Regions from separate parts of the Homo sapiens genome. Here all the other regions are linked to region 2. The links are chromatin loops, found by intact Hi-C in ENCODE. Cell type or tissue: OCI-LY7. All regions are shown on one strand. Region 1 overlaps UBASH3A (ubiquitin associated and SH3 domain containing A). Region 2 overlaps SLC37A1 (solute carrier family 37 member 1). Region 3 overlaps TMPRSS3 (transmembrane serine protease 3). Region 4 has its middle 37 kb from the start of UMODL1-AS1. Region 5 overlaps TFF3 (trefoil factor 3). Region 6 has its middle 29 kb from the start of RSPH1. Region 7 has its middle 13 kb from the start of TFF2.

What was found. Hi-C counts contacts between places; a loop is a spot of excess contacts. Peaks named below come from ENCODE experiments on the same cell type or tissue, not always from the same donor. Only the 100,000 strongest peaks of a DNase experiment are listed, where the experiment ranks them.
Region 1: a loop joins it to region 2, with 8 times the contacts of the local background. A loop is called at or near these places in 20 of 110 quality-filtered maps.
Region 3: it touches region 2 in a loop (10-fold over the local background); 3 of 110 quality-filtered maps call a loop at or near these places.
Region 4: a loop joins it to region 2, with 7 times the contacts of the local background. A loop is called at or near these places in 16 of 110 quality-filtered maps.
Region 5: a loop joins it to region 2, with 8 times the contacts of the local background. A loop is called at or near these places in 8 of 110 quality-filtered maps.
Region 6: it touches region 2 in a loop (5-fold over the local background); 20 of 110 quality-filtered maps call a loop at or near these places.
Region 7: it touches region 2 in a loop (16-fold over the local background); 8 of 110 quality-filtered maps call a loop at or near these places.

What each region holds. Positions count from the first base shown.
Region 1 is chr21:42,447,677-42,451,676 of GRCh38, reverse strand. UBASH3A (ubiquitin associated and SH3 domain containing A) reads right to left here. Exons shown (of 15, transcript NM_018961.4): 15 at 3,993-4,000. Among named protein-coding and RNA genes, the nearest start is that of UBASH3A, 46 kb to the right of the region's middle. In OCI-LY7, CTCF peaks have their summits at 1,387 and 1,586; a DNase peak (open chromatin) is centred at 1,526.
Region 2 is chr21:42,535,560-42,539,559 of GRCh38, reverse strand. It overlaps SLC37A1 (solute carrier family 37 member 1), which reads right to left. Exons shown (of 20, transcript NM_001320537.2): 6 at 1-48. Among named protein-coding and RNA genes, the nearest start is that of SLC37A1, 24 kb to the right of the region's middle. RefSeq lists enhancers at 3,443-3,492, 3,523-3,712, 3,763-3,812. In OCI-LY7, CTCF peaks have their summits at 1,025 and 1,976 (motif pointing right); DNase peaks (open chromatin) are centred at 549, 1,989 and 3,519; H3K4me3 peaks cover 2,427 bases; H3K27ac peaks cover 3,920 bases.
Region 3 is chr21:42,379,702-42,383,701 of GRCh38, reverse strand. It overlaps TMPRSS3 (transmembrane serine protease 3), which reads left to right. Exons shown (of 13, transcript NM_001256317.3): 8 at 504-669; 9 at 1,468-1,637; 10 at 3,490-3,585. Among named protein-coding and RNA genes, the nearest start is that of TMPRSS3, 14 kb to the left of the region's middle. In OCI-LY7, CTCF peaks have their summits at 1,906 and 2,106 (motif pointing left); a DNase peak (open chromatin) is centred at 2,121.
Region 4 is chr21:42,143,497-42,147,496 of GRCh38, reverse strand. No RefSeq gene overlaps it. Among named protein-coding and RNA genes, the nearest start is that of UMODL1-AS1, 37 kb to the right of the region's middle. In OCI-LY7, CTCF peaks have their summits at 1,605 and 1,813 (motif pointing left); DNase peaks (open chromatin) are centred at 1,796 and 2,256.
Region 5 is chr21:42,308,022-42,312,021 of GRCh38, reverse strand. It overlaps TFF3 (trefoil factor 3), which reads left to right. Exons shown (of 3, transcript NM_003226.4): 3 at 1-355. Among named protein-coding and RNA genes, the nearest start is that of TFF3, 5.4 kb to the left of the region's middle. In OCI-LY7, CTCF peaks have their summits at 1,979 and 2,179 (motif pointing left); a DNase peak (open chromatin) is centred at 2,191.
Region 6 is chr21:42,465,313-42,469,312 of GRCh38, reverse strand. No RefSeq gene overlaps it. Among named protein-coding and RNA genes, the nearest start is that of RSPH1, 29 kb to the left of the region's middle. RefSeq lists enhancers at 44-133, 257-1,456, 1,993-2,152. In OCI-LY7, CTCF peaks have their summits at 1,621 and 1,822 (motif pointing left); a DNase peak (open chromatin) is centred at 1,822; H3K4me3 peaks cover 1,232 bases; H3K27ac peaks cover 1,518 bases.
Region 7 is chr21:42,336,300-42,340,299 of GRCh38, reverse strand. No RefSeq gene overlaps it. Among named protein-coding and RNA genes, the nearest start is that of TFF2, 13 kb to the left of the region's middle. RefSeq lists enhancers at 1,112-1,241, 1,747-2,442, 3,921-4,000. In OCI-LY7, a CTCF peak has its summit at 2,267; a DNase peak (open chromatin) is centred at 2,289.

The DNA of each region.
Region 1 (4,000 bases), 88 kb after region 2:
ATATTTAAATCTTTGATGTTTTTTTTTGGTATGAGGAATGAGGAGTGATTCCAACCTTCTTTTCCCCAAATGTGATCCAGTTGTCCCAGTGTCATTTATTTAATCACCTTCCTTCCCCCACTGCTATGACTGCTCCCTTTACTGTATATACCTACATAAAAGCAGGTACTTACCATAGGTCCTGCCCTCAGGTCAAGCGACCTCGATGTTACTGTACTTTAGTTGTCCTGCACATCCCTTCTGAACCACCTCTCCCCTATGGTGCATAAGCTCTGGGTCTGGGAGTGATGGGTCAGGAGCCACCCATGTTCTGATGAACCCCAGTTCTGGGAAGGCCTCTAAGATTTCCAGTTATCTGCTGTTCCTGTGGAAGAGCAGGTGCTTACCATAGGTTTAAATATGGTATGAGGATATGAGGATATAAAAAATACCATGTTTATAGGGTTAGGGTTAGGGTCCCTCCCCCAACACTGGGGATTACAATTCAACATGAGATTTGGGTGGGGACACAGAACCAAACCATATCAGTCTCCAACATAGCTTTTCAGGGGGACACAATTCAGCCCATGGTAGTGGTTCTCACCATGTCCTGTGGGCCATCCAGCCCTAAATTCCTCCGCAGCCACTCCCAGGCTCCTGGGGCCTTCTTGGGATTTGTGGCTGTGCATTCGATGCTGCCATTTTCCTTTCTTCCGACTTCTGATCCTTGCAGAATTGTTGGCTGGTTGAATTTGGGTGGGGGAGGGAGCATTCAACTCAGCCCATAATATGCACCAATATGAATCACGTTTAAAAAAGTCTCAAATTTGGTTCTAAAATAAGATGTACTTTGGTGGACGGTTATGATAGCTCTTTCTTCTTAGACGAGTGCAGCAGTGTTTGCCAGGGCCAGTGCTTGGCTTGGTGGTCCCAGGCCTGTCCTTAAGCTCTTCAGCACCACAGGCTGCAGCCTGGAGACAGGCACTGGCTTAGGCCTTTGGCCCCCTTGGCTGCCCAGCTTGAGGCCGGCTCCGCCCCCTTCTCACCACTTTCCATCTTTCCAAAGAACCAGGTCTCGGAGGGGAACATTAAGCTGCAAAACAACATTGTCATCCGCTCAGCCTCAGGGAACGCTGGTAGAATTCCCTTTCAGGCTTGTTTTTTTCTTTTTCTTTTTTTTTTTTTTTGAGACGGAGTCTTGCTCTGTCGCCAGGCTGGAGTGCAGTGGCGCGATCTCGGCTTGCTCCAACCTCCGCCTCCCTGGTTCAAGCGATTCCCCTGCCTCAGCCTCCTGAGTAGCTGGAACTACAGGTATGCGCCACCACGCCTGGCTACGTTTTTGTATTGTAGTAGAGACGGGGTTTCACCATGTTGGCCAGGGTGGTGTCGATCTCCTGGCCTCGTGATCTGCCCGCCTTGGCCTCCCAAAGTGCCAGGATTACAGGCATGAGTCACCATGCCTGGCCCAGGCTTGTTTTTTTTTTCAAGCACACAGTGAGGAAGTCAACAAGAGAATGTGGGTGGGGCATGGGTTGGGATGGCGTTGGTGACAGGACGTCCACTTCCAGACGGTGTCAGCAGGGGTCAGACTTGGCTCACAAACACCAAAGCGACCCACCCAGGGAGAGGAAGGAAAAAAGAGTGTCTTTTGTTTTCTTTTTTTGGGATTTCCTATTGGTTCATAGAGTAGACAGTTTACACCCAATCATGATAATCCCACCAGGCATTTCCGTCTCTGCCCTTTTCCAGCCCAGCTCTGTCCGCAAGGCTCAGTCCATACAGCGAATGGTTCCTTCTGGAGGAACAGAACCACTGAACTGGGGTCCTCTGCCTTGGGGGTGGAATGAGGGTCTGACAGAACCAGAAGCATAGAATATCGAGAAAATGCTATTTCTTGCACACTAGATCTGGAGATCTGGAGATCTGAGTTTCAAACCCATCTCATTCTCCTTGCAAAACCTGTGAGCAGCCCAGCAGGATGAGAGGGGAATTACCTGTGTCTGGCTTTGCCCAGGGTGGAGGACCTGGAAGCTTCACCCCTGAGAAGGTGAATCCAGAGATTCATTACAGACCACCTGAACACGTGACTGTGATTTCAATGCCATACCTTGACTTGCAGCACTTTAATTCATCATCATGATTAGCGAGCGTGGCACTGTGGTATCCAGGAGGGACTTGGACCCAACCACACACTTGCCGAGGAGAAAGAACAACCACCCAGGTGCCCAGCGGTGGGGTGTATTTGTTGCAGGACGTACTGCCCAGCCACCTACATCCCAGTGAATCCATCTCTTCTCTAGTCGGTATCTGCTGGGATGCGTCTAGAACAATCTCCCTGAAGACGTCATTTCGGTATGGCCTGGACTCGAAGCAGGCCTGTGAGTGGGGTGCATGCTCTGCTCTCTGTGGCTGTGTCAACTTCAAACTTCTTTATGTTTGGACACAGAAAAACTACATCATTAGTGAAATAAAACAAGGGACAGACAGATGCGTCTTTTTCTCAGGAGGTCGTGTTTGATTGACTAAAACAGCAAGGAAACTTTTATTGGGTCTGGCCTCCTGTGCATTCTACACAATGTGGGCCGTTTTTGTCACAGCCCGGGGTGTTCACCATCTTTATTTCTACAAGAGCTCCCTTTGTGTTCTGCCCTCCACTTGCCTGGGTGCTCACAGGGGAGGCTGAGGGTGCAGCATGGGTCCTTCCTGCCCTGTCTCTGCATTCACACTATAAAAGGCACTCACAGAGCCACCACCACAGCCCCAAACTGCAATCATGAAATAACACCTGCACTGGATCAGGGGGCTAGAAGAGATGAAAGACCGATGGACTGTCACTACACCGTGCTGGGATCTCTGCCTGCAGCATGAGGCACCACATGTGTGGGCTGTGGGAGCAGGTGTGACCTGTGGGCTGGGGCATGAGACTCCCCACTGGGGAGACCCCATCCCCTGCTGGACCAGCTTCCTCAGCATCACCATCATGGACAGACTCCACTTTGCTCGTGGCCCTTCTTTTGGGGCCCCATTAAATCGGGGGAGCCTACTTCTCCCACTGGCAAAGTCCTCTTCTCTCCTCTACGTGATCAGAAACAAGAATAGGAGAAGCCAAAAAAGGCCTGCAAGGGGAGTGTCTCAAATCCCTATGTCCGAGGCCCTGTACGGGCAGCTCCGCTGTGCTTGGAAGGATTGGGGTATGTTATGGCAGGCTACAGGATAACCCCCAAAGATGTTCATGTCCTAATCCCCGGGACCTGGGAATATGCAACTTTATGTGGCAAAAGGGACTTTGCATGTGTGGTTAAGGCTCTTGAGATGAGAATTGATCCTGGGTTATTGGGTGGGCCCAGTGTCAACACAAGGGCCCTTGTAGGAGGGAGGCAGGAGAGTCAGAAGCAGAAGGCGATGTGGCTGTGAAGGCAGAGACTGAGAGAGCTTGGAGGCTGCTACGCCGCTGTACTTGAGGAGGGAGGATGCAGGTGGCCTCTAAAAGTGAGAAAAGGCAAGGATCCTCCCCTGGAGGCTCCAGAAGAAACATAGCCTGCTGAGAAAATGCCAACCTCCAGAACCGTAGGAGAGTCAGCGTGTGTGTGTGTGCATGTGAGCGTGTGTGTGCCTGTGTGTGCATGTGTGTTTGTGTGTGTGCATTGCATGTGTATGCCTTTGTGTGCATGTGTGCAAGTGTGTGCATGTGTTTGTGTGCTCATGTGTGCATGTATGCATGCACGCGTTTGTATGTGTATGTGTGTTTGCATGCTTGTGTACCTGCGTGTGTGTGCATGTGCGTGTGCATGTGTGTGCGCATGTGTATGTGCACGTGTTTGTGTGTGTGCATGCTCGTGTGTGCCTGTCTTTGTATGCATATGTGCATGTGTGTATGTGCCTGTGTGTGTGTGTGTGTGTGTGTGTGTGTAAAGTTTGTGTTCTTTCCATGACCCCCAGGTTTGTGGTCATTGGTTACAGCAACCACAGAGACATAGTAACATGAATGTTGACAGCACGGAGCAGCAACCCAGTTTTGACC
Region 2 (4,000 bases):
CCGAAAGTTAGGTAATACCTAATCGGCAGGCGCTCCCCAATGATGCCACTGAGGTGGAGAGAAGGAAAGACAAATAGGAATAACAAACACGCCCGAATGTTAGCAACCTCGTGGCTGTTTCTTGCCGGATGCTTTCATGCTGTTCTCTGAGCTTGGGGAACTCTCAAGCCTTACAATTTCCAGGAAGATTTCATACACTTATTTCCCTATGGAGCGCTTACTCACCAGAAACCAGAGACTGGCAACATCTTAGAAGATTTTATTTCTAGTAGAAGTCCTATCTGTCAAATAATAAAATTCAAACACTAGGACTTATCTATGATAGCTGCCAATGAAAGGAAACAGGAACTCGTCTTGCTAGTTAATCCTGCTTTCACATAAACCATATCCAGTAAATGTATATAGTGTCTTAAAATTCCAGTTGTCAAACTACACCAAATGTCATGAGATCACTTATGACCCTGAGCAAGTCATTCGGCCCCACGAGCTGTAATTAAGTCACCTGTGTTAATACACCTGGCTGGCTGGGCTCAGTGGGGAAGTGGCTTTCAGCTGCTTTGCCACTACCGCCTCCTGCCACACCACTTTGACCTGATTTAAAGGCAGAAGATTTGCTCTATGGTAAGGTCTGAAATGCTGGGGTGGCATCTCTCTGATCCTTCTGAACAGCAATGCGATTCACTAAACAGCTACCCTCTTTGGTGTCTTATCTTCTAGAGCTGTCTGGGGACCTGGTGGCATAAGGGATGCTTAGCGCCTCACTAAAACAGCCTCGAGGGGGGTGGTAAAAAGTCTCCAGCTTCACAGCAGGGAACAGACTTAACAGTCTTTAGCCGCCATCACAGCACAATACCTAATGCCATCCAAAACATCCCTTACTGTTTTATGGGAAATGTCACTATGGACCAACTTAACATTGTGACTTATTAAGTAAACAGAAAAGCTGTAGAGTATCACGGATGGACGTGAGCCCTTCACAAGCATTAGAGACTCTATGGGTCTCACTTTCTTCTGTAGGGTCATTCTAGGAGTCAGATAAACAGGAAACCTAACACACAGTGACACCTGCCTGCCATGAACCCCACTCCGGGAGTCAGCTCCAATGTTCTCAGCTTTCATCTCAAAAACCTACGCCAGAGAGATTTTCCTTCCGAATTCACCAAGTAAAAAAGATCTACCTTGGATCATGCAAATGACCTTTTAAACACTAAAGCAGAAGAAAGTAACTTAAAATTATAGACAACATCCAGGTGAAAATTTCAGCTAAAACCTCACCACACACAGACTCAAGAGCATTGTAGAGCTAGAGAGTTACTGACTTCAACCTGCCCACTTCAGAGACCAGGAGATAGGTCCCTGAGAGGCTGGCTGACCTGCCCAGGTCACAGCACAGCTGGCACAACCAGATGGGCTCCTGAGAGCTGGGTGCTGCTGGCTAGGCTTAGAAGTATTCTCTAATCTTGCTATATGATTTGGGCCTACTTTGATCTCTACTGAAAAATTTTAAAGAAAAGGTCTAATTGAACAAACACCATTTCACATTACATGGGACTCATACAGGGATTCAAGTCCACGCTGCACCTGCTTGAACCCACCAGGCAGTACCTGGGCTGAATGGCTGTACCCTATCAGATCTGATTTCATCTGACATAGCGAACAAAACAGCACCCATCACTGAGACCTCAGGTAGGGACTGTCACACAAAAAGGCCCCTTCAATGCAGCAGCATGTGCCCTTGTTTTCAGTCATGAGTTTACTGTGTAGATGTCACATTAGACCAAATTTTGTTTTAATAACCTTACTGACAAGTTGCATAAGAATTATCTTTACCGTAAATAAGCAACAAGAAACCAGTTTATTTACTTAAAGCAGGCTTTCTGAACCCCAGCACTATTGATACTTTGGCTCCGGTAATTCTGTGGTGTTAGGGGCTGTCCTGTGTGTTGTAGGATGTTTAGCAGCACCCTGGTTTCTAGCCACTAGATGCCAGCAACATCCCTTCCCTGGCTGTGACACCCACAAATGTCTCTAGACATTACTAAATGTCCCCTAGGAGACAAAACTGCCCCCAGCTGAGAACCAGATTTAAATGCAGTTTTCCAGTAACTGAGAAAAACACATTCCCACTTTGGGTCTTTTTATACCACAGATTATTTGTGTTCAGTAAGACTGCAGTGTGGGGAATATAAACATTTGACCTCAAAGTGGAGAAGGTCTGGCAGCCTGGCTGAGACCCAAGCGCTAAGGAAGCCCCAGGTACACACCACACTCTCCAGCTAGGCTCCTGGTCTGCTGCACACCACACACTCTGGGATTCCAAATCTTTATTATTCATTTGTTCACTTAGACAAGTTCTGCAGCAGGAGGCAAATACACACGTTCAATAAAGGGAGAGCTATGCACTCTCCTCCAACAGCAGACACTGCCTGCCTGGGCACCAACCACCCACCAGGGCTCTGAGCGGGGTAGGGGGGCCCAGGTCTTGATGATCCTACACTCTGGGCAGGTCTCAGGGAAGCAGCTAAACATTTATGGGGATCCCTGGGTTTCTCCAGGCGGTAAAGACCTCTGTCTCTGAACAAAAGCCTCTTGGGACCACATGCCTCAGTCTCTGGCTGTGGTGTGACTATGGTTGGTCTCCATCAAAACTTGTGTTGAGGCTTGGTCCCCAGTATAACTGTGTTGAGAGGTACAGGGAGCTTTGAAGGGCATTTGGGTCATGAGGGATCCGCCTTGACGAAGGAATGAATCCGCAGGAGTGAGTGGCCGCGCTCTCAGGACTGATGAGCTATTGTGAGAGGTGAGAGCTGGTTGCTATAAAGCAACGTCACCCCTGTGCTGTGTCTGTTTTGTATGCCCTGCTCACTGCTAACCCATCTCACAGGGGCCTCTGCTAGGTGACGCCCTCCACCACATTACAATGTGGCACGAGGCTCTTGCCAGATGCAGCTGCCCAATCTTGAACTTCCCAGTTAGATAAAAGCTAAATACACCTTTTTTCATTATAAATTACTCAAGCTCAGATATTGTGCTAATAGCAACAGAAAATGGGCTAGAACATCCCTATACTGCCTTTAAAAAAAAACCTGGCTGGACTGACACAATAGCAGTTTTTAATCAGCCAATCACACGTCCTATGACCCATATAATATTCACCACCTGCCTTGGTCAGTTCAAAGTGGGATCAAGAATGGGCTGGGCTGGCAGCACAGGCCAGGCACCGTTGTGAGCTTCTACATACATTAACTCAATCTTTGCCCCAATCCTATGACATAAGAACTATTATTTCCTCCATGTTGCAAAGGGGAAACTGAGGCCCAAAGAGGTATAGTAACTTGCTCAAGGCCACATCCTAGCAGGTGGTAGAGCTGGGGTTCAGATCCCAGCTGGTGTCTCTCTGGAGTTCCCTGCCCACCACGCAGAGCTGCCTCTGCTGTACTCAGAGCTGGGACTCAGATCCGAGCCGGTCTCTCTCTGGAGTTCCCCACCCGCCATGCATGGCTGCCTCTGCTGTGCTCAGAGTTCTGGGGCCAAGCTGGGCATCCAGGTAGAGCTGTTCAGCACATCCTGTGTCAACTGTTTCGATCATCAGGTGAAATTCGTTATTTGGGGCATATAAACAGATGGCAACCTCTGAACCACAGGAGAGGTTGGGCTCTGCTGAACAGGAAACTAGTCCTCTGTTCCTGAATGACCACGTCCCAGGATTGGCAGGATTCATGGTAGGTCCTAAACTTCAGGGCCAGGAAAGCTGAGGGCAGCCTGTGTCAATTGGCACAGTGCCCGGGACACGGAAATCCTCTGCCTCGAGGTCCTGTGTTGTGGGCACAGCACACGCACTTGCTCTCTCCTAAGCTTGGCCTCGTCTTTGGGAAGGGAACAGCAGGGAAGCCAGTGGCAAGCGGGGGCCTCAATCCCGCGCGCCTGTGCACTTCAGCATAGCGGATGTCTTCTCTGCACGGAGGGGCCAGGTAACCAGGAAGGGTCTGGAAAACTGAAG
Region 3 (4,000 bases), 160 kb after region 2:
CCTTGAGTCCCTGACTCAGTTCCCACTTCCTCCTTACACGTGCACAGTGCCCACTCCAGGCCTCGGGCAGTGCCCCTCGTTCCTGGCAGAGGGGAGTGTTCACACCACAAGGGTGGGGTCTGGAGCAGTCAGGGAGGTGCGTGCACCAGCGGCAGTGAGGAGGGGGCTGCAGAAGGTTCCTGCCTGCTCCTGACATCCCAGGGTGTTGTCATCACTGGGGGAATAGGATGGGGAGTGGTGCTGCCAATGCTGGGCACTGACCAAGCAGGGCAGGTGCTTTTCCCACCGCATCCTCCACAGCACCCACCATCCTCAGGTCTCCCCAAGAGCCTGACCACCTCCCCTGCTGAGCTCCCCCTTGCAGCACTTGTCTTAGAGCTGCTGTGAGCTCTGGGAGCAGGGGCAGTGAGGGTGGGGAGAGAGGAGCAGGTGCATGGTGGTGACACCATGTCCCCCAAAGAAGTCTGCAGGGTGGACCCACAAGCCTTTGTTCCCCTCCATAGCCTGTGGTCATAGAAGGGGCTACAGCTCACGCATCGTGGGTGGAAACATGTCCTTGCTCTCGCAGTGGCCCTGGCAGGCCAGCCTTCAGTTCCAGGGCTACCACCTGTGCGGGGGCTCTGTCATCACGCCCCTGTGGATCATCACTGCTGCACACTGTGTTTATGAGTGAGTGCTGCTGACCATCTTCCCAGACCCCTGTTCACTCCTGGGTCATGTCAGGGTGGGGCTGCTTTGGGTGGTGAGAAGCGGGTCCAGAGGGAAGACAGAGAGACTAACCTCCAAGTAATGTACAGTTGGAGAGGAGTCTCCAGCCTCACTGTGGACCCATCATCATCAGCTGGGGGTAACTTGTGACCCTGAGCTTGTTTTAAGGATTGTAGCTCCTAGAGAAAGGGCAGACAGAAGAGGAAGGAAGCTCCTGTGCTGGAGGAAACCCACAAAAATGAAAGGACCTAGACCTTCCCATAGCTAATTCCAGTGGACCATGTTATGGCAGAGACAGGGTGAGACGGTGGTGCGGGAGGCTAGAGGGAATATGTTGGGGGCCAGGTACTGGGTCTCTTCTTAAAATCTCAGGAGTTTAGAGTGCAAGAAAACTACAGAAAAGACTTCCAAACACAATGGTTCTCCCTGATATTTTTACCCCCTATTTTGTTGCTGTTTGATGAACAGTAGTGCCTGATAGACTCCTTGCAGTGACCAATGTTGAGTTCAGCCCTCAAATGCCAAGACGACCTCAGAGGTGCTGAGAGTGAGGTCTGGGAAACACATGGGGTGTGGGTCTGTGTTTCTGTAGGGCGTGGCAGTGCAGTTGCATATACAGCATAAACAAGCAGGGTGATGGGACCACATCTTGCCTGATAACCTCTCCCACCATCTTCCTAGGTTTTCAGGATACCTGAGGTCAATGAGTTCAGTGGTTGGACTTTTCCTGTGCTTCACCTCTTGCTCTTCTCATTTCAGCTTGTACCTCCCCAAGTCATGGACCATCCAGGTGGGTCTAGTTTCCCTGTTGGACAATCCAGCCCCATCCCACTTGGTGGAGAAGATTGTCTACCACAGCAAGTACAAGCCAAAGAGGCTGGGCAATGACATCGCCCTTATGAAGCTGGCCGGGCCACTCACGTTCAATGGTACATCTGGGTCTCTATGTGGTTCTGCAGCTCTTCCTTTGTTTCAAGAGGATTTGCAATTGCTCATTGAAGCATTCTTATGATGGCTGCTTTATAATCCTTGTCAGATATTAATAATTCCAACTCCTGATTCATGTTGGTGTTGGCATCAGTTGATTATCTTTTCTCATTAAAATTGTGATGCTCCTAGCTCTTGGTATGACAAGTGATTTTCAATTGTATCCTGGACAATGTGGCTCTCATGTTTGCAGACTTGAGTCCTACCTACATTTTCAATGTTACCCTGTTTAAATGTAGTTTGTAGATCCTGGCCTACAGAATGAATGCACTGATGACTCTGCCAGGTAGATTGGTGGGCTGTAGTTCCAACAATAATTTTAGAGCCTTCGTGGGCTGTGTGCTTTGTCTGGTGCCACCTTCTCCCTGTTGGTGCCACCTTCTCCCTGTTGGTGCCACCTGGAGGCAGAAAGAGCTTCTTGAGGCCAGACCAGCTGGGGCCTCTAGGTGGTGGAAGAGAGTCATCCATCTGTAGGGACAAAGAGCACTTTCCTGTCCAGGAGCCTATTGTGGAGGGGTCACTCAGCCAGTGCCTCCCACCTGCCTGGTTTCTCCAGGTAGAGGGGCCATCTTGGTTGAGAAACAGAACCTCCCAGGCTGGCCAGGTGGTGTGGTGGAGTCCTCTCATTTCTTTACAAGCTGAAAGATGCTGGGCACCCTCAGCTCCCTGGAAGTACAGAAAAGTTCTCTCCCAACCAGCAGCTCCTAAAGACCCTGTTTCTTGAAAAAGTCAAGCCCTGCCCTCTGGACATTACGAAAATGCCAGAAGAGCCACACCTGATAAAACTTTCAAACATCTCGTAGATGCAAACAAAGTACTAGGAGACTACTCCCAATTAAATTAAAGCCCTCTTTCCTTCTTAAGAAAGCAGGGAAAGCATAATAAATAGGTTAATTCCCTCTTATTGAAGCAGAATCCTGACCTGAGACCAGCTGCAGGCTCTACCTGGCAGAGTCATTACTGCATCCATCACATGGACACGTAATGCCCAGAAACAAATATTTCCAGAGAAGCAGGAAAATGATTATGGTGGTGCCAGTCTGCCAACTATTATTAATGATATTGGTTATAGGAAATGAGGTGCCAGCACTTGTACTTTGCCAAAGTTTCAAGTGAGTTCTTTTATTCCTTCTCTACCTCTCCATTACTGTTCTGCACAGAAAAGCTCGGGGAACCTCAGGGTGTGTTCACACGAAAGCCCGAGGTATGTGCAGGGCACTCTGGCTTTGGGGGAGGCCCACAGGATCCAGCCCTACACACAGGCAAACTCGTCGCCTCCAGATATCCCAGGAACCATAGCAATATTCATGGAGCCGTGTTCTATAGGCAACACCCACACTGTGATCTAGCCAGGAGTGGGCACGCGTTGGCCTGAGAGCCTGGTCTGCCCCATCGTGTTTTGGTAAATAGACATTTTACTGGACACAGCCACACCTATGTGGGTACCTGTTACCTGGGGCTGTCTTCATGCTCCAATGGCAGCCAGAGACCGCACAGCCCACGAAGCCTACAACATTGACTATTCAGCCCTTTCCACAAAAGGTGTGCTGACCCTGGTCTAGGTTCCCTCACGCTGCGACGGTGGAGGGCTCTTTTACAGTTTTAAGTGCTCTGGGTGTGGTGGATGGGGTAAGGGGCTCCTGCTGTGAGCTGATCGTTTTCAAGTAACCAAGGGCTTGACCTTCCTTCCCTTGGGAGATAGTTTGGGCTCCTCAGAGGCAGAAGCATAGATGAGATTGTTTTCTCGGACTCCTGCTTCAATTGAGTTGTGAACTATTGTTTCCCTTCAAGCAGAAATGATCCAGCCTGTGTGCCTGCCCAACTCTGAAGAGAACTTCCCCGATGGAAAAGTGTGCTGGACGTCAGGATGGGGGGCCACAGAGGATGGAGGTCAGTGGGCTGAAGCCAAGATTCGGAGTCCAGGGGCTCAGAACCCAGAGGGCTGCGGAGGGGGCTCCCCCAATGTCCCATTGTGATGTTCCCATGGGCTGCCCAGATACCCCGGCCAGGGAGTGCATGTCAGCTGCTCGGGACACAGTCAGCCAAGGAACTGTGGGTCAGGAGTCACGGTTCCATTGTTATGGGGACAACATGACCCTGCAGACCTTCTCAGGAGAGAGTTAGACCTTCTCGAACACAGCAGGTGTTTCCCTTTCCCTGCCCGGACCCCCGGCCTTGTTAACTGAGGACATACAGAGCCCACCTAGACAACCCTCCCAGGCTTCATTCAGAACTCAAAGATTCGTATTTGTGAAGACTCTTTGTCTTGTGGGACTTTGGAAGATGTGTTCTTTCATCCTACAAA
Region 4 (4,000 bases), 390 kb after region 2:
CATCTGCTGTGTGTCCACAGCCGGGCATTCACCAGCAAGTTTACAGACCCTCCAGCATCTGCCAGCCAAGGGCCTTTGCTCTGCCCGGGTGAGGTGGGGTGAGCTCCAGGCCAGCACAGACACCAGCAGTAGCAGGGGATGGAGAAAAGATCAAGCCTCATTAGCTGAATGATGACTTCCACTTCAGCCAGTTGCCCAGTCCAGCTATGTTTCTGACCACACTTTGAAATCTGCCAGGAGATGAGGGGCCAGACTCTCGCCCCTTGCCCACCCCCGTGCTGGAGCCCATGGGCTCCTGGGGGCATGCAGGGCCGCAGATGCGTAGTGTCCTTCTCCCGGAAGGCTGCTGGGCCCGGCCTGCCGCGAGCTTCCCGTGAAACCTGGGCAACTTTGGCAGTGCTGGACGCGAAGCCCAGAGCCCACAAGAGGCACTCAGCACCCGACACTGTGCGGAGGAGGCCCACGGGCCCGTCTGAGGGCGCCGCTGCTGCTGTGACTTTGGCAGCAGGATGTGTGCTTCGTCACCTTAGGAGCCTGTGTGCTGGGCCCTCGGTGGGCAACACTGATCCTTACAAGAGCCTGCAACACGGCCCCATTCCACAGATCGCAGAGCCTCAGCACAGGTGAGCAGAGAACTGGGAGGAGCCTGCATCTTGGGACTCCCACTGCACCCCTCCTCCCCAGGAGGGACAGAGACGGGATGCGGGGATTGACTCCCACTGCACCCCTCCTCCCCAGGAGGGACAGAGACAGGGTGCGGGGGGTGACTCCCACCACAGCCCTCCTCCCCAGGAGGGACAGAGACGGGGTGCGGGGATTGACTCCCACTGCAGCCCTCCTCCCCAGGAGGGACAGACACAGGGTGCAGGGGGTGACTCCAACCTCAGCCCTCCTCCCCAGGAGGGACAGAGACACAGTGCGGGGGGTGACTCCCACCACAGCCCTCCTCCCCAAGAGGGACAGAGATGGGATGCGAGGGTTGACTCCCACCACAGCCCTCCTCCCCAAGAGGGACAGAGATGGGATGCGAGGGTTGACTCCCACCACAGCCTTCCTCCCCAGGAGGGACAGAGATGGGGCGTGGGGGGTGAACAGCGGACATTTAATACTCCCTCTCTGGGACAAAGCAGGTGCTCAAACTAAAGAGGGTTGCTAGCCACCTGGTCACAGCTGAGGACAGGCTTGGGGAGCCCCTGTCCAGCCCCTCTTATCTGATGACTTATGGCATGCAAGGCCGTTTTAGATACTCACTTCTGGTTTAGGTGCTTATGTGGCTACCTCAGCAGACTCCGTCACCCTCCACAATAGAGAGAGGTGTCACTGGGCATTGCGGGCGTCCCTTCCACATGCAGAGGTCCTCTTCTGAGCCACAGGGATCTCACCTGGGCCTCCCCAGCACCAGCTCCTAGGGCTGCTGGCTCCCTGCCACCTGTCTTACTCGCCTGTCCATCTGCCCCTGTCCTCCCAGAAACGGGAAGGGAGGGAAAAGATGTCTCCCATTCTTGGGAAATCCAGATGGGAGGGTGGACATCCGTGCTGTGGCCCCCACATAGACTCATTTGTCCTGCACTTCGCAATCACTCAGTCTCTGAAGAAGACCAGCCTCACTTTCTGAGCTATTTACAGGGCCTCCAGGGCACCACCTTTGCACACATGTGCCCCGGAGCCTGCAGGTCTGCAGAACAATTTCAGACACGCAAGAGGCTCAAATCCAGTGAAAGAGAACAAACAAGAGAACCCAGGGATGTGGTTGCTGCGGAAACTCAGGGGACATTCGGTTTCCAGCGTGGACTCCAGCTAATGTCGCCATCTAGTGGCCAGCATGGAGAGATGCAACCTGGGCCAGAGGGCCCATGGAAAGCCCCAGTAATTCTCCAGTTCCATCAGACCCTCCCCCGCCATCAGACCCTCCTCCATCAGAGCCTTCACCTCCATCAGACCCTCCTCCATCAGATTCTCTTCCATCAGACCCTCCACCTCCATCAGATCTTCCACTTTCCAGTGATTCACAGCTTGGGATCCTGGGCCAGGAAGATTGAGATCCCAATAGTGTCTGAACATGAGAACCTCCAGGGACCCAGAACCCCAGGAGCCCAAGGCCCACTGGCCTTGGGGAACCCCTAAGCCCTCTTCCCACATCTCAGAGGTACTCTGAGTTCTAAAGCCTGCAAAGACCCTCCTTCCCATCCCCCACAGAAAGCAGAGGGTGGCATGAACTTTACACCCAATGAGCTTGGTTTGAATTGCAGTTCCTTCACTGGCCAGCTGTTTGGCTTCAGAAAAGTTGCTGTCTCCATTTCCTCAACTGCGCAGTGAGAACAATCATTTGTGGAGGGCTTATAATGAGGCTTGTATAGAATATGTCTATGTCAGTTTCCCCGCTTCCACAGACAGGAGGATTTGAGTTGCCCACTCAGTCTGTTAAGAGATCTTCTGGGAAGTCTCCAAGGCCCTGAAGTCTGGCCTTACAGGTTGTGCACTGCACAACCCTGGGGTGACATCTGCACTGGAGAGCAGTGAACAACTTCTACAGACATCCAAGGGTCACCCAGGGGCCCTCCCTTCCTCCTTCTGTTTCCATACACTTTGGATTTAATCCCTTAAGCCATGCCAGTGGAAACAGTCTAGGATCGGAGGGTTTAAGCTGCAAGCAATATGCATGCTGATAATATTCTTAAACAGCAGTCATGACACAGCAGCATCCCAAAGCCCTTCCAATGAAGTAATGGGAACAGGTGCACAAGTCCATATGCATAGACGTGCATTTTTCTGTTTCTCTCTCTTCCTTCCACCAGAGGCCTCCCTGTATTTACTGCACGTATTATAGTATCCACAGGGGTTTTTCTTCAGATGGATTGTGAATACTTGAGGGCAAAAACTCTGCCTCATTTTTCTTGTCTTCCTCATGTCAGTATATAAACTGGGACTCAATACACATTCCTTGGTTGGATGGATGGATGGATGGATGGATGGGTGGATGGATGGGTGGGTGGATGGATGGATGGATGGATGGATGGTTGAGTGGATGGTCAGTCAGATGGTTGGGTGGATGGGTGGATGGAGGTGGATGGATGGATGGAGGGGTGGATGAGTGGGTGAATGCATGGGTGAGTGGTTGGATGAATGGATCGATAAATGGTTGAGTGGATGAATGGATGGATGGTTGAATAGATGAATGGATGGTTGGATGGATGAACAGACAGATGGATGGGTGAATGGGTGGATGGGTGGGTGGGTGGATGGATGGACAGACGAGCGGATGTGTGAACAGGTGGACAAATGGGTGGTTGGGTCGGTGGGTGAATGGATGGGTAGATGGTTAGATGGTTAGATGGGTGGATGAAGGGACCAGGTCAGGGGCATCTCACAGCACACATGCAATCATCACTCTCAGTACTTACCATGGCTGTCATCATCTGACTTCAGCGTCTCCCTCCCCCACAAGACCGTGTGCTCTGTGAGGGCAGGGCTTGGTCTGTCCCTCTCATCACTTCGCCCAGAGCGCTAAGCTCAGGGCCTGGAGCACTGTGAGTGCTCAGGAAGTGTTTGTCGAAGAATAGACTTGGATGGGGGAGGTAGGATGACAGGAAACCAAGTTTTCATTATTACAGAAAACACAAATGAACAGACGTGGCACATGTATTAAGATTACATGAGGCCAGGCGCAGCGGCTCATGCCTGTAATCCCAGCACTTTGAGAGGCTGAGGCAGGTGAATCACCTGAGGTCAGAAGTTCGAGACCAGCCTGGCCAACATGGTGAAACCCCATCTCTACTAAAAATACAAAAATTAGCCAGGCGTGTTGGCAGGAGCCTGTAATCCCAACTGCTCAGGAGGCTGAGGCAGGAGAATTGCTTGAACACGGGAGGTGGAGGTTGCAGTGAGCCGAGGTCACGCCATTGCACTCCCGCCTGGACAACAAGAGCGAGACTTTGTCTCAAAAAAAAAAAAATTACTTGAAAACTGTAGATGAAGTTTGAAAGACAGGGTTTTTAAATAT
Region 5 (4,000 bases), 230 kb after region 2:
CGTCGTGGGAGAGGGCGGGAGGGTGTCAGGGGAGAGTCTGCCCAGGCCTCAAGGGCAGGAAAAGACTCCCTAAGGAGCTGCAGTGCATGCAAGGATATTTTGAATCCAGACTGGCACCCACGTCACAGGAAAGCCTAGGAACACTGTAAGTGCCGCTTCCTCGGGAAAGCAGAAAAAATACATTTCAGGTAGAAGTTTTCAAAAATCACAAGTCTTTCTTGGTGAAGACAGCAAGCCAATAAAACTGTCTTCCAAAGTGGTCCTTTATTTCACAACCACTCTCGCTACTGTTCAATACTTGTACTATTCCTGGGTTTTGTTTCTTTGTACAGTAAACATTATGAACAAACAGGCACTTTTTTGTATTTGTTTGCTAATTAAGTTTAAACATCTGTGACACATTGGGTGGCCTTCTTTTCTCTTTTTTTAAAAAAATGGATGCAGCTATAGGAAATGAATGAGCTGGTGGCAGTGGGGATTCCATCTCACGTCCTCATGAAGCCTTATCCACTTCTGGACCTGAGTGTGGTTCTCTCCCCATCGCACTGTCTTGGGACACGGCAGCTCTCCGCTCCCACCAAGACGGTTTTAGATGTACGAAGGCCAGTGAGCGCTGCCTGGCTGGGCCTCCTGTGAGCGCTGCCTGCCTGGGCCTCCTGTGAGCGCTGCCTGCTTGGGCCTCCTGTGAGCGCTGCCTGCCTGGGCCTCCTGTGCTGCTCCCACTGCCGGGGCTCTCTTAGGGCCGGATCCACAATTCCACTGCAGTGCGGTCACAGCGGTGGGGTTCTTGCTCTGAGCTATCTGTTCCCTTTTGAAAAGAGACAACTGCTCCTTTAAAATAGCAGCTTTTGTTTTTGAGCTTGCACTCGGGGCCTGGTCCCTAGAGCTCATAACATCCCTAGAAGGGAGGTAGTATTGCCCTTGTCTTACAGATATGGAAAGAGACTTTCTTGAAGTAGCTTGTCCAAAAGCCCCTACTGAGAGGGGACACTGTCAGGATGTCCTGGTCTCTAAATCTCAAGCCCTGGGTGTCCCATCCAATGCCCCGAAGCATCAGCTGCCAGCCCTGGGAGGGAAACTTCCAGGGCTATCCCGGGCCTCAGAGCACACGCCAAGTGTGGCCTCCCTGCTCTGGAGCTCTGCTACTGAGAGCTGCTCTGGCCGGGACATCCTCCGAGGCGGGGCTCTGCATCCCTCTCCCTCACAGACCATGCCCAGCCTTTGAGGGCTGGAGGGATGGAAAGGTTGGCCCCAGGCCCTGGCCTCAGCCTCAGGCCACCCTGCCACCAGCTGGATGACCAGCTCCGTTTTCCTCCTACCCCACCTGGTGCCCTGTACCCCGGGACAGGGCTCTGCTGCCTCCTTGCCTCATTCATGGGCACCGCCCACCTACATTTCCAAAGAATTTCTTGACTTGCCCCACCCCGCCGTTCCTGGCATTGCCTTCTGCAGTCACTGCAGACACCTCCTGCACTGTGGTCCCCCCGGCCCAGACTTCCCACTGTGCCCTGAGAGGGAGGGCTCCCCCAGAACTTGAGCCAGGTGGGACTCCTCCTTCACCCACCACAGAGCTGCTCCCTGTCTCCAGCCTGAGCCTGTGCCTTCCTCAGACAGGACAATGCTTCGTGCACATTCTAGAAGCTTCACCATTGACTCCTGCTGCCCGTGTGGGCTGGATCGAGGTTGCTTCCATCAAATGAAATAGCATCAGATGGAGAGATCTGCTGGCAACAACCGGCAGGACAGAGACTCCCCATAATCCAGCTGTGCAGGGCAGACCCCAGTGAGGAAAGGAAAGGGGCTGAGGAGGGCTGGGGTCCTGGAATGAGCTGGACTGGACCCCCGTCTTTCTCTGTCTCCCGTGTCCTGCCTCCGACCGTCTCTGCCTCTCCCTCGCTTCGACTTCGGTTGCTATGGGGACCTTGGAAGCTCCCTGCCTTCCTCGCGAGCCCCAGGCATGGTCGGGGGGCTCTCAGAACCCCGGGTAGGGTTTATGCTATGAGAAAGAGCGCAACGCCCCTGACAGCACCCACCTGGGGGCTGTGACATTCTCATAAGAGATCACAGACACCAATGGGGGAGCAGGACCCAAAAGCAGCCCACCCACCCCCCAGCCCGACGGCAGAACGGAAACCTGGTCCAAACCACAAAGCGACCGAACAGCGCCCTCTACTGACTGCTGGAGTCACTGCGGCTCGCCACCAATCACAGCTGTGCCCTGCCCCTTCTAGATACAAATTAAGATACGCAGCCCCAGAATGACCCTGGGCTTCCTGTTGGTGAGGAGGATCTGGGACCCAGGACACATGATCTAAGCCGAGGGTTCCCAGTGGAGGCTGCTGCCACGGGGATGTTCGGGAATCTGTGGGCACGTTTATGAATCGTATGAAAGGGGGCATTGAGTGGACACAGGCCAGACATGGCAGGACCCTGTGGTGTCCCCAGGTGTCCTGAACAGACCACTGCCTCCACCCGATAGACGTCCTGGCGTCCTGTTGGACACACATGGTGGCTGCAAACCTATTCACGGCGATCGAAACCCAGAGACTACTTCTGTGTTACATTTTAACACAGTTGTTTTGGTTGTTGTTTGTTGTTTCAAATGGCTTGAACATACCTGAATTCTCCAGGAGGGTATGTCATGTAAATCAAGAAGACACTGCATTTGTTTGGTTTGCAGCGTTAGCTGAGTCGTTCATTTCAAGCATGTCAGTGCCAGGGCTGCCTGTGTTCCTCGGGTGGCCCATCCAGGGGGATTCAAGCCCCGGACTCCTTCATCCCGTCCTCTGGTGTGGACATGGGGAGCATGGTGCACTGAATAGGAATGTACTGAACATTACTCTCCTTTTATTTCTTATATTTTCATAAGGCCTCGTGCATATTTAATTTCCAGCACTGGGCATCAGTTGACAACAGCTGTCCAGAGCCCAGGTGGCCTCAACGCCACCTGCTGGGCCTTCCCACCTCCTGGTCTGGGCACATCTGAAACCGACATCCATCAGCGGCTCACGGCGAATTCAAATAATGAATTGTGACCCATAGGACCCAGGAACCATTTTTATGTCAAATACCTTCATCACTAACTTGGAAATGGTCCGTGTTTCCAGAGCCTTCCAGAATGAACACTTTGATTGCCAGAAGAAGCCAGAACATGGCTGGGCTCCCTCGCTGCTGGCGTGTGCTGCTGTTGGAAAGGGGAGAGAAACGCTAGGCTTCTCCCCACGCTGCAGCCGTTACACCCCATGATGGTTTTCCGTGCCATGCCCATGCCTTCCCCCTCCTCTTGAGTTGGTGGTGAAGGGTGCGGCTGTGGCACTTCTCATTTTCCACAGTTCCTCTGGAGTCTGCTAGAAAGCTCTACATTGTTCCATAATACATTGGATATTCACTTGTATTCATCACTGTATTCCAAGGATTCATAATTTCCAATGGCGAGAATTTTGGCTTCAAGCTGAGACACCCATGTGGGCTTCCATAAGTAGCAGACGTACTGGGGAGTTCTTGCCTCCGAAATGAGTGGGGGAAGGACTGGGGAGGAAGAGCCTCCCGCAGGCTGATGGGGAGTCCCCAAAGCAGAGTGCCCCTCGAGGGACCCTGTGTCTGGTGGGAATGCCCTGGTTGGGAGCAGCCTCAGGGAAGTGGGCCTGGCGTGGATGTCATGCTGGATGCGGGGCTGTCGGTGACCTGGGTCCCTGCAGCAGGTCGTCTCTGAGGGACAGCTGAGTGGTAGGTGCATCTCCAGTGGCCAAGAAGCCTCCCTGCTCACTAGGTTTTTGCTCTGAGGCCCTGCAGGGCCCTGGGCTGTGACACAGCTGTGGAGGCTGGAAATTCTCCCCTCAGTCCTCCTTCTTGGGGGCTCGAGAGGCACTGTCATGTATTGGAAAGAGTTAGAGAGCCCTGGGGCTTCAAAGTTCCTATCAGCAAAATGGGACAATTATAATGGCTGTATCAGAGGGTTGCCGACAGCTGCAGAAGCAAGGTGCAGGCTGAGAAAGCTCAT
Region 6 (4,000 bases), 70 kb after region 2:
CTGTGGCCACTTCAATGCCCTTCCACCTGAGGGGACACATGTCTGATTGAAATTAGAGGGGAAAGTGGCAGAGGCACGATTATGGTTAAAATCCTTCACTAATGCAAAATAGATGAAACACAGGGCCAGGTGGACACCCTGTCTGGACCTTGCAAGGGGCCTGTGCCTGTGCAGAGTCTGAAGCTGGAGGCTGTCAGCTTCATGGAAATCCCTGCACCCCATTCTTTTCATTCAGTGCAGTCCCTTTCATGTTGCTGGCTTTGAAGGGACTGGGCGGGCTGCCTGGCAGAATATCTCATCTTCTGGGCTTGTCTGGGCTCTCTTGTTCTTTAAGCTCTGGGCACTTCTTACTGCCAAAGAAGCTGGAGCTAAAGGTTTGGTGGATTCACGGTAATGTTCTTAGCTGGAATTCACATTTGTGGTGTTACAGACTTCCTCCTTCATTACAGCCTAAGGCATAGCCTATCTGGTTGATCCACTGTTAGTTAACCCCAGATAACGATTAGGGCCTGATATCTTTGCGGTCATGATTCAGCCCACTACAAGTATGGTTTGCGAGATGGTGTTTTTCCAACTCCACTGTTCCTTCTGAATTTATTAGGCTGTAAATCATGGATTTATTTGGTTCCCATGAAATGCAGCTCCTCCTAGAAAAACAGAATAAAACCTTTCATTCTTTCCCTTGTATGACCAATTTTATAAGCGAGGTGTTAGTTTAGCAGATGCTTCAAAGGTGACAAGTCCCTTTGTTCTGGATCTTTTTTGCATAGTCACCATGGGCTTGTGGATGTCACTGAGTCAATGCATTTCAATCCACTCCAATCACTTTTCTTTATGATGCAGAGACAGACACAACTTTGGCCAGTGGTAGCTTCTTCATGCCACTGTTTTGTCCGGTTGACAAGACCCCATTGGTCCTTGAAAACTTCAGTACTTTTTAGTGTTTTTGATGTTTTGTAATTTATTTTTGTATAATTTTAAACTTAAAGAAAACTTGCAAGAATAGAGAATGAAACTCCTCTATACTCCTTAACTAGACTCAGCAATTATTTGCGTTTTGCCCCATTTGCTTTATCATCTTGCTGAGAGAGAGAGAGAGAGACAGAGGGAGAATAGCATGTAGAGAAGGTATAAATACACGGTAGACATACACCATTTCTTCACAACCTTTTGAGTATGATAGGCCTATTTCAGTATCTATTTTGTAAAAACAAGATATTATATAGAGTATAATTATCAAATTAAGAAATTTCACATTGATATAATTTTTGTAATCCATAGTGCATATTCACATTGTACCAGTTGCCCCCATCATGTCCTTTTTAGCTAATATTAATGACACTGGGCATTCATTCATGTACTTATTGAATATTTGTATATCTTCCTTTGGGAAATGCCTGTTCAAATATGTTTCAAGTTTGTATTGGGCTGTTTTGTTCTTTGGATTGTAGAAATCCTCTACATTTTCTGTCCTTTGTCAGAAGCAAGGTTTTGCTTAATTTGTGGCTCAACAACAAACTGTTGCTGTTTTCTCAACTGCGTCCTTGATGAGAAGTTTGAATATTGTTTGTTTGTTTTAAAAAGACCTTGGTATTCCACTCTGAGTTTCAATTAGGACAGCTGGGAGCGGTGGAGAGTCGGAGTTGGGGGAAGAGCTCAGCCCAGTGGCTGGAAGTCTAGTGCACTTGGTTTTTGTATGGGGAATGCTCGCTTTCCATTTTGCTGGGAAGACGTGCAGATGAGGGCTTCTGTCACCAAAGGCTGAAGCTCTGATGATCTAATTTGGGCAGAGTTTACCCACAGGATTTGAGGCTCCTCCTTGTGGCCTTTTCTGTCCTGGGTGCTCACTTGCTTTTTATCAGCTGCGGCTGCCATGAGCTTAGTCTGCTGGCTCTGCAGACCAGAAAGCCTGCGGTTTTCTGTTTTCCTTTGGTCATTTGTCATGGCTACGACCGCCACCACCACAGCCTTCATGACAGAAGCTCCCTGCTGCCCTCCTTTCTTCCAAGTGTCAACGCCCTTCCAGAATTGGTTTCATCTTATTCACTCTCCGCTGGCATCAGGCAGTTATTTTTTGTAATTTCTCCAGCGTGGACAGCTGCTGTCTGCAGAAGGGTTGGCTCTGGCAGGAGCTGACCAGATATGGAGACTGACTGCAGCATGTGACTGACTCTGGGTAGAGAAAAGTTTCGATCACCAAATGTCTTTATCATAAGCTGAAATATTAAGATATTCATCTTGATCTCAAGATGTGCGTGATTCTTATTTCAGGTATCTTTACCACCTTGGGCTGTTCCCGGCCTTTGCCAGCTCTCTTGAGTCTCCTTGGCGTCAGCATCCTCAGAGCAGGCCCCCGGCCAGTGTAATCGTCCGATGGGCTCTTCCTGTCCACTGCACAGACAAAATCAATTTACCGAGGCCACGGCATTGCAGTAGAGAAGAGGTGTCACTGACACGAGGCTGGCCCACGCAGAAGAACTGGAGTTACTACTCAAATCATTCTCCCCAAAGCCTTGGACACTAGGGTTTTTATGGACAGTTTGGTGGGCAGGAGGCTAGGGAATGGGTGCTGCTTATTGGTTAGGCATGAAATCACAGGGGTGCAGAAAATGGTCCACATGTACTGAGTCTGCATCTGGGTGGGGCCACAAGACCGGTTGAGTCATGAGTCCCAGATCCCCAAAGGGTCAGTCTGGAAAAATAATAATAATTAAAAAAAAAAACACTTAGGTTTTACAATAGTGATGTTATTTATAGAAGCAATTGGGAAAAATCACAAATCCCCATATGGCCCCTGGAAAGAAGGGATTATAGAAACTATGCCTACATTTTTTTTTTTTTTTTTTTTTTTTTTGAGACGGAGTCTCGCTCTGTCGCCTAGGCCGGACTGCGGACTGGAGTGGCGCAATCTCGGCTCACTGCAAGCTCCGCTTCCCGGATTCACGCCATTCTCCTGCCTCAGCCTCCCGAGTAGCTGGGACTACAGGAGCCCGCCACCGCGCCCGGCTTTTTTGTATTTTTAGTAGAGACGGGGTTTCACCTTGTTAGCCAGGATGGTCTCGATCTCCTGACCTCATGATCCACCCACCTCGGCCTCCCAAAGTGCTGGGATTACAGGCGTGAGCCACCGCGCCCGGCCACTATGCCTACATTTTAGCAGAATTCAGGTCCCTCCTACAATCCTATTCTTGTGGCCTTTCATTAGTCTTACAAGGTGGTTTTCAGTTCCTGAGCATGGATGGGGTTAGTTTTAGGAAGGGACTGTTATCATCCTTGCTTTCAAGTTAAACTATAAATTCTCCCCAAAGTTAGCTTGGCCTGTGCCCAGGAATGACCAAGGATGGCGTGGTAGTCAGAAGCAAGATAGAGTCAATGATGTCAGACTTCTCTTACTGTCATAATATACTGCAAAGGCAGTTTCACCGGAGCCTGTCTAGGGGATGTCTAGCACCGCCCTGCATCAATGCCTTCCTGAGAGGGGGTTTTGGGACCTCCACCTTGGAGAAACCCTTCAACTCCACCTGCTCTTCCCCCAGCTGGTATGAGGGCTGGCCCTGACCCTGGATGACTTCTCTGTTCTCCTGCCCTGAGATCGCAGCCTCAGAGGACACTCTTGTTGGGACTGCACACAGCATTTTGTGGTTATGGTGGTGGTTTTGAGTGGGCAAGTAGATAGTGGAGAAAGGGGAGGAACTGTGGTCAGGGCACCATTAATAGAGGGAGGCAGGGAAGGGACAGAAGGTAGAAAAGGGTGCAGAAAGAAAGAAAGGCGGAGGGTGAAGGGAGCTGCTGCTGCTGCTATCTGAAATCATGGTGGAGCCATGGTTCAGGGTTAAGAATAGTTCTGGACAGAAATATCGTTACAATTAAACATTAATCAGGCTACACTTTGACCCACTTCCTTGTAAGGGAAAGTCCCATAGCATGAGATACCAACCATCTGCACCCCACTGTTCCTCTAGACAGGAACTTCCCTGCTGTTAGAATCGTAAGGCTTCTG
Region 7 (4,000 bases), 200 kb after region 2:
ATCACCTCACACCCAGGACACCAGACAGCTCCTCACTATGGCACATGGGGGCATCTTAAATGGGAAATCACCAACAACAGGCATAAAAACGTGGCACTACATAGACCAAGAAAAGGACATTAGTTCACAGTATGGGTTGAGGCAAGAAGGCCTTGTGTGGCTGGGCATGGTGGCTCATGCCAGTAATCCCAGCACTTTGGGAGGCTGGGGCGGGCGGATCACAAGGCCAGGAGATCGAGACCATCCTGGCTAACACGATGAAACCCTGTCTTTACTAAAAATACAAAAGTTAGCCAGGTGTGGTGGCAGGCACCTGTAATCCCAGCTACTCTGGAGGCCAAGCCAGGAGAATTGCTTGAACCTGGGTGGTGGAGGTAGAGGTTGTGGTGAGCTGCGAGCGCACATTTGCGCTCCAGCCTGGGCGAAAAGAGCAAGACTCCATCTCAAAAATAAAAAAGGCCTTGTGTGACTTCAGTTGGGAATATGCATGTCTGTGACTCAAATTTGTCACCACTTTGTACGTTTCTGCAAACGACCTTGAAAGCACCCCAAGTATTGATTTAGGGTCACCAATAAATTTTAGTGAGTAGGCGAATTTGCAAATAGAGAATATGTAATGGGAATAGACTGCATATTCATTACATGCATTTTATATTCATTATCTATAGTTTGGAGTTGTGGTACACGCATGAATATCTCTAGCTATTGCTTCAGGGGCCAGCCCCAGTGTGATGTCCCCCTCAACCCACCCTGCCTTAGAAGCCCAATCTGACCCCCACCATGGGATGCTGGGCAGTTAACTGGAGTCAGGGGGCTGCAATGAGGGTGTGTGAATCAGATCTCAAAAATATCTATCGCACTTCGGCTCTACAGCGATTTCTCTCTCAGGGTCACTGTGTGACCTTGGACAAGTTACGTAGACTTTTTGACCCTAGTTTTACTCATATGCTAAGTACAGATATTCATAACATCTTCCCTTCTGGGTTTGTGGTGAGGCTTCATGAGTTGAATTAGGATGTGCTTAGAGCTGTTCTTGCTATGATTGTTCATACATGCACATCCTCATATCCTAGGCCCATTCTTCCGGGAAGACACACGTGGTCCTGGTTGTCTCACAGTGACTGTCCCAGTGGCGGGCACCCGGCCATCAGACCCTCAGCATTCCACCTGCTCACACAGGAGGGCCAATGCCTACCAAGCCCCTCCATAAGCACATCGGGGTTCCTCTCCCAGGGGCTCTTCCATGGTTGCCTACCTCTGCCTCACCTGCCTGTGGCCCTGGCTAATGCTGTGGTCCTGACACATAGCTATCCCCACCCCAAGCTGGAACTCTGCTATTGTACCTCTCCCAGAAACCCCTGGGGGCCTGCCCTTGCCAGTGAAATAGGCAGGCGTGTTGCCTTCCCTCTTGCTGCACTTTGCTGGGTGGGCCACGGCAAGGATGCCTGAGCCTTGGGGCCCCCAGGCGTGGAGCAAGCAGCCGTTTCTTCCTTGTGGAAGCAGCGTGGACACTGCAACCCATGAGGCCACCATTTCAGGGCCATGCATGCAGGAATATATACAGCGTGTGTCTTCTGGGTCTGCAGCCACTCGGCACTGGCTGGGAGGGAGCAGCCCCACCTTCCTCCAGCTAGTGGAGGGACCAGGCCACAGGGAGGTGCAGCCTGGCCACTGCGCCCTCTCAGTAACTAGCAGCAGCCCAGGGGCCTCCAGACAGGCTGGGCAAGGACTGGTTCCCATGTGCAGGACCACAGCTCCCTGACAGCCTCTGTCTCCTCTGACGCCCCATCTGTCCCTCCAGCATCTGTCCCGCCCCACCGGCCTATTCCCCGAGTCAGCCCATCTCTGCAACAGAGCTTCCCCCACCTCAGCCCCCTCTCAGGTCTGTGTAAAGAGTGGTGGGAGGTTTTCAGCACTTTCCTGGGAACTTTCTCAGCTTCCAGGGAAACCAGGGGAGGGAGGAGTAGCCCCACTCCCGCTGAAGGGCTCTGATCTCAGCTCCTGCCAGGCCTCCAGCAGCGCGGACACGGATGAGCTGACACCATCGCAGGACGGCCGCCAGTTTTCCACAGGGCCCAGTGGCTGCAGCCTCTGTGTTTGTTTTCTGTGATCCAAAGACTGCTCAGCACTTAATAATTGTTTGACTTAATGTGGCGCAACCAGAAATGTGGCTTAGAGGAAGGAAGGGCCCTCTATTCAACCTTCCGAGCGCACAGGGCTCATTAAGGTGTTTTCCCCTAAAGAACCCTACAGGCTAATGATGCTCCACAGCGCCCTCTGCTATCCATGCTGGGGACAGACTCTCAGCCTTCCTGCAGCCCAATGGGCAAGTGGGTTCGGCTTCGGCATCTGACAACACGCAGCTTCCTGATGTCCAGAGAGAGATCTCAGTGCCTATCACACGTTGCAAATTGCCCCGTCATTTCATCAGTTCACTGTGTTCACATTAGTAACGCTGATGATGGCAATGCTCATGCCTTGAGATTTTTTTAAAAATTAGTTTCTCGGAGGTATAATTCACATACAATAAAACTCACCCATTTTAAATGAATCAGTTCATTGAGTTTTGACAAATGTATACAACTGTGTAAACACTACCACAATCAAGATGTAGAACATTCATTCCCTCCAAGAAAATCCCGTCGTGCCCTTTGCTGTCAATAGCCTCTCCCTAGCGCCAGAAAACCAAGAATCTGTGTTTTTTTGCTTTAGTTTCATTTCTTCTAGAATTTCAAGTAAGTTTAATCACACAGTGCAGACAGTGCACAGTCTTTGAAGTCTGTTTTCTTTCACACAGCACACAGCTTTCTTTGAGATTCTTCCAGGTTGTTGCACAGAAGGGTGGTTCGTTCCTTTTCATTGCTGAGTAGTATTCCACAGCAGGATACACTGCAATATGCTTACCTATTTACCAGGTGATGACATCTGGATTATTCCCAGCTTTTTACTATTATGGGTAAAGTTACTATGAACAATTATGCACATGTATGTGAAGGGATTTGGGTAAATGCTTGAGGAAATGCCTTTTTTCTTGGAAGTGTAGCTATGAGTGGATTTCTGGATAGTACGGTGTTATGTTTAACTTCATAAGAATCTGAAAAAATTGTTTTCCAAGGATTGAGCCATTTTGTCTCCCCAGCCACAATGGAGGAGATTTGCAAATGCTTACTACATCCTTGGTTTACTAGTCTTTTACATTTTAGCCATTGTGGTGTGTGGAATGTGATATCCTGTTTTCATTTTAATTTACATTTCACTAGTAACTAAGGATGTTGAACATCTTTTCATGAGCTTATTTTTCACACATCTTCTCAGGTAAAGTATCTGTCTAAATCTTCAACACTTTTTAACTCAGGTGTCTTTTTCTTCTTTGTAATGAGTTGTAAAATTCTTTATATATTCTGCATACAAGTCCTTTACTAGATATATTTTGTGCAAATATTTTCTCCTAGTCTGTGACTTACCTTTTCGTTCATTTCCTTAAGAATATTTTTCAAAGAGAAAATATCTTTAATTTTGATGAAATCTAGTTTTTCTCATTTTTCTTTTATGATTCAAACTTTATGTTTCCTACCTAGAAATCTCTGCCTAATTCAAGGCCACGGACGTGTTCTATTATATTCTCTTCTAGGAGTTTTATAACTTTGGTGCTTATACTTTTGTCTATGACACATTTTCAGTTCACATTTTTGTATAAATTTGTGCATTTTCCTTTGTTTTTAAGTGTCTGAAACAATTTTTGCAGCATTGGGACTGTTAGGTACTTGAAGCTTGGCTAGAATTTCCCTGTGAGATTATCTGGACATGGAGATTCTTACGGCTTTTTTTTCTGGGAATCCCGAAAGAACCAGCCCTTCAAGGTGGATCCCGGGGAGCCAACTGGGGCTAAATTCAAAATAGAGCCGTGTGGCCATTTGCTGACTAGACGTCACACACGTACTCTGCATTCCTGGAAACCCACATGTTTGCTTCGTTCTGGGACATTCATAGCTGCTCCTGT